Linked DNA regions of Homo sapiens: region 1 is linked to region 2. Evidence: chromatin loops called from intact Hi-C (ENCODE). Cell type or tissue: heart left ventricle. All regions are shown on one strand.

Region 1 (2,500 bases), 230 kb before region 2:
TCAAGTGGTCCGCCCTCCTTGGCCTCCCAAAGTGCTGGGATTACAGGTGTGAGCCACCGCACCCAGCCTCTGATCTTTAATAGAAGAGGGTTGGCCGGGCGCGGTGGCTCACGCGTGTAATCCCAGCACTATGGGAGGCCGAGGTGGGCGGATCACGAGGTCAGGATATCGACACCATCCTGGCTAACATGGTGAAACCCCGCCTCTACTAAAAATACAAAAAATTAGCTGGGCATGGTGGCGGGTGCCTGTAGCCCCAGCAACTCGGGAGGCTGAGGCAGGAGAATGGTGTGAACCCGGGAGGCAGAGCTTGCAGTGAGCTGAGATTGTGCCACTGCACTCCAGCCTGCGTGACAGAGCAAGACTCCGTCTCAAAAAAAAGAAAAAAAAAAAAGAAGAGGGTCTCACTATGTTGCCCAGGCTGGTCTTGAACTCCTGGCCTCATGCAATCCTCCTGCCTCAGCCTCCCACAGTGTTGGGATTACAGGCGTGAGCCTCCACACCTGGCCCTATTCTGACCTTAAACTACCTTTGTGCAACTCTCTCATTAGGTTAATTTTTCTGTTGATTCTTGTTTTCTATGTCGATGATCATCACTTGACAATAACAGTGCTTTCATTTTGCTTCCGATCCTTCTATCACTCACTTTTCTCATCCCATTGCACTGGACAAGACTTGCAAGTACCAGGTTGAACAGTGGCAAGGCCAGACAGAGGGCACCCTTGTTTTTTTTTTTTTGAGTTGTAAAAAGATGGAGAGCTTTGGCTTTCAGCCTACTGCTTAAAGAAGAAAAATGCAATCATTAGAAATTAGATCTTGAGAAAGATCCCTGCGACTGCCCGTGAAGGCGAGACTTAAGAGTAGTAAGCCAAGAGGCAGAAAGATCGGTCGCCTACGAGTCCAGGTGAAGCATCATGTGTTTCAGACCAGGGCCGTGGAGACAAGTGTAGCAGAGAATTGTGGGTCGGGTGGGGTGGAGGAAGAACTGATGGGATTCTGGGACAGATCAGAGGGAGGAGAGTGAGGAGTCAAGACGGAAGCGCTATCTGGGGCTTGCCTGCCACTGAGCAGACCGTGATGCCACTCCCTGAGGAGGAGACCCAGGGTGAAACGAGAAGGAAGAAGGACTTCACTGCACACACGTTGACTCAGAAGGGCCGTGGAACACCCGGCCGGCGGGGAATACGGAGCTCAGAGCAGCGGGCTGCGCGGGGGCGTAAAAATGTGGCTGTCAGGGGTCCAAACAGCATCAATGTTCAGAAAGCACGTGGAAAACAGTTTAGCTACTGTTAGAACTATCAGGATCATCCGCATGCAGGTAGGCGTTAAAACCTAGGATGGACGAGATCTGCCAGGGGCAGCCCAGAAGCCAAAGGGGCCGAGACCTAAGCCCCTGGAGGCAGCAGCTAGAGGGGCAGAGACAGCAGGAAGGGGGCCCCGGTGGGTCAAGGAAGGAGTACCAAGGAGGAGTGGCTCTGCCATGGACGCAGAGGAATCTGGGAGTGACGGCGCCTGTCCGCGCTCTATCCCGTTCTGCCTGCCGAGGGCAGGGCCAGCGCAACGCAACCTGCAAACCCGCCTTCGGCTGCTGCGAGGCACTCAGATCTCGCCGCGAAGAAGACGCCACGGCACAGTTGAACTACAGACCCCGTCCACCGCTGTTCCGGCCCCGCCCCTCTCACATTGCGGGCCTCTCAGCGCCCCTACGCACAGCACGGCCCGCCCACCGCCGCCCTGGCCCCACCCACCCCGCCGCAGGCCCCGCGGAGCTCCGACGCACAGCCTGTCCCCGCCCACTGTTGCTCTGGCCCCGCCCCTCTCGCCGGGGGCTTCTCAGAGCACCTACGTACAGCCAGGCCCAGTCCACCAACCGCCCTGGCCCTGCCCCTCCCGCAGTGCGGGCCCCTAAGAGCCCCTGTGCATTGCCAGGCCCCGCCCCTCACCGCCCTGACACCGCCTTTTGCGGTGCGGGCCGCTCAGAACCCCCCCGCAAGGGGCGGCCCCGCCCCTACCTCTCCGGCCCCGCCCCTACCTCTCCGGCCCCGCCCCTACCTCTCCGGCCCCGCCCCTAACTCTTCGGCCCCGCCCCCACCTCTTCGGCCCTGCCCCTCCCGCGGCGCGCGCCCGGAAGTGCTCCCGCGCCCTGGCAGCGCGGACACAGCGGAGTGGCTGGGCCAAGCCCGCCCAGGGAGGCCGTGGCTCGCTCCAGTCTCCCGGGTGGGGCGGGGGGCGTCCGGGCGACGTGAGGCCGCGCTCGGGCCCCCAACCCCCAGCATCCGCCTTGGCCAGGCTGCAGACGCGCGGCGCGGGAGACGCGGGGCGGGGAGACGCGGGGCGGGGCGGGGCGGGGCAGCGCATCACGTGGGTAAACACGGCGCACGTGGAGCGCAGCCTGAGCTCTAGGGCGGGGCGGCAGTCCCAGCCCTTGAGCCCGGGCTGTGCCGGTCCCAGGCCCTGGGGAGCCGGTGAGGCGTGGGCGCAGGCCGGGGTCCGCGTTGGC
Region 2 (2,500 bases):
TAACCGTCTGCAGCCAGGCAATACCAACGCTGGTTCCTGAAGCCGCATTTACAATGATCAGAGGCTTGAGATCCACCCCAAAGAGCAAAGCTTCAGGAATGCAACTTACGTGTCTGGCTTGAGCCCACTGCACAGGTCCCTGATGTACTGTTTCCAGAGTTCATGGAGAGGGAGGAAAAGGCTGTATCTGCAGCAAAGTCAGAAACAGGGAAAAAGTTAGACAACATGAGCTTGGGATGACAATGTCCAAATAGCACAGAGCTTGACTTGATGCCAACAACTGCAACCTGGGATCATTAGGAACTATGTGCAAATCCGACGATGAGCAATTGAGCTGATAACCGAGACCAAGAACCTACACCTCTCTAACCTCAGTTTCCTCATTGGTAGGACCACACCAGCCCAGGGCGGTGTCCACCTGGACTTCTTTTCATGAGAGAGAAATAAACGTGAGTCTTGTTGAAGCTACTGTTATTTTGAGGTTTTCTGTTACGTGAAATTGAACCTAGTAAGCCCCCAGTAAAGCAGGGGTTGCTGGTTGTCACGCAGGTCCTCATGTGAGGCAGCAGGCTGGTCTGGAAGGTGGGCAAGCAAGTGGTGGGGAGAAGAAGCGGGGAGCAGGGGCAAGGACCCCAACAGCGTTCTTCTGGGCCATTATCTCCAGTCTTGATATCCTGTGGGGAATCCGTTACCACAAAGCCTTAGGTTAGAGAAATGAGGACCTTAAGCTCAAACCCAACCTGGGCTCCACCCGGGAGGCAAACCCTGGGAGGCAGCAGCCCCTTCTCCACCTGAGGCCCAGCTGATCTCCTGAGTGGGGCCGGGAACAGCATGGCATACTTTAAGCGTCTTCTGGAGCGTGGGAGGCTATTTGGCCGTTGATCTCCAAGCAAAAGCCTACAGACAGCCCCAAGACACCCACACTCAGACCCGTCACCAAGGAGGGATGGCGGGTCGGCTGGAGGAAGACATCCTCCCACAGGACAGGACAGTGATGCATTCCTTTTGGAAACTTCTGAAACGTGTGGGCAACATCTTGCTTTGGCAATGAAACCCGAGTGGGTGACTGTCTGGCTCTATCAAAAGCTACAAAGTAATACACACTAAAAACATATCAGTTCCTCTTTTCTGTCTAACAAAGCCGAAGGACAAACAGCCTGTTGCCATGGGCAACAGATGTACTTGCACGGGTCTTACTCCTGAAGGTGAGGAGAGAGGCCAGACAATGAGTCCTGTCTCACCCGCCTCGCTGAACACAGCCCAGATTGGTAAAGGAAGGCTGCCCTCTTGTGGCAGACGACAGAGAGGCCCCCTTAGCTTAGGTGGAGCCAGGCTGCCTCCCCAGCCACTCAGCCAAGTTCACACACCAAGAAGGGTAAGCACCGCGGGCAGAAAGACGTGGGGAGCTCGGGTTACCTCTGCTGCTCTGGTTTAATGTCAAAGAGCCGCAGCTCCCTCCTTTGCCTGGCAGAGAGGCCTTTGGCTTTCTTCTTCTTCTCCTTGCGCTTGTGGCGGGTGAAGTACTCCAGGACCACCGCCTTGCGCTGCAGCTGGTCCTCGCGGGCCTGCGGGCTCATGCGGGGCGTGCTGCGCTTCAGGAAGGCCCTCACGAAGGCCTCGGCCCGCTGTGCTCCTGAAGGCTGCAGGCGGACAAGGGGGTGCGGCGCTCACTGCTCCGGTCTGGGCAGCCCAGGATCCCAGGCATCCCGCCCGCCATTCCCGGCAGCTACTGCAAGAGCAAATGGGGCCCATCCCTTTACCTACTGAGGCTCTCAACCTGCTCATCCGCCATGCATCTGCTACCCACAGCTGCCGAGATGTAAGTCACACTCACACACCAATTCATGACCGTTTGTCACACACAACAGCGTGTCAAACGCTCACTTCCTGCTCTGGCCCTGCTTTTCTGAGGTTATTCTGAAAGGACCAAAACCTTTCTATCTTGAAGAAGAATTCTCTCATCCTTGGCAGAAGAGAAAGCTTGAGAAATGTATAACAAATATATTCAACCAGGCATGACCAGATGAAAGTGAGCTCAGAGTAGCACTAAGCTATGGAGGAAGTGATCCTAACACTACAGAAAACAGCAAAACTAGGGCTCCAGGGTCGGCCAAGCCTCAGGGCGCAGGGACCCTGACACTGTGCCCTTAGGACAATACTCCTTAACCGGGTTTCCAGCTCTGTGGGCATGGTGTGGCCACTCTCCAAAAGGTCCGCTCCCGCCCCGCAGACCATCACTTGGAGGAAGGTACCGTCGAGAGCATCTCAGGCCCCAGGCTCGCTCTCTCTGAAGGGTGTCACTGAGAGCAGGGCGTCAACTTACCATGAATGAGCACAGGCTCTTAGAGAGGACTTCTGGGAAAAATGACTGTCGTAATTGTGTGCAATTCTCAAACAAACAAACAAACAAACAAACAAACAAAGAAACCCTCCAAGCTCACTACCTCTCAGGTTGGAGTTCCAATAACGGATTCCTCATTTGGTGGCAATGCCACTGCCC

Evidence for each region. Peaks named below come from ENCODE experiments on the same cell type or tissue, not always from the same donor. Only the 100,000 strongest peaks of a DNase experiment are listed, where the experiment ranks them.
Region 1: a loop joins it to region 2, with 4 times the contacts of the local background. A loop is called at or near these places in 14 of 110 quality-filtered maps.

The regions. Positions count from the first base shown.
Region 1 is chr19:29,844,335-29,846,834 of GRCh38, reverse strand. No RefSeq gene overlaps it. Among named protein-coding and RNA genes, the nearest start is that of CCNE1, 34 kb to the right of the region's middle. RefSeq lists silencers at 1,666-2,435, 2,466-2,500. In heart left ventricle, a CTCF peak has its summit at 1,535; DNase peaks (open chromatin) are centred at 1,135, 1,734 and 2,344; H3K4me3 peaks cover 1,786 bases; H3K27ac peaks cover 852 bases.
Region 2 is chr19:29,609,549-29,612,048 of GRCh38, reverse strand. It overlaps POP4 (POP4 ribonuclease P/MRP subunit), which reads right to left. Exons shown (of 7, transcript NM_006627.3): 3 at 1,417-1,640; 4 at 110-187. Among named protein-coding and RNA genes, the nearest start is that of POP4, 4.5 kb to the right of the region's middle. RefSeq lists an enhancer at 1,644-2,155. In heart left ventricle, a CTCF peak has its summit at 1,292 (motif pointing left); DNase peaks (open chromatin) are centred at 1,278 and 1,641.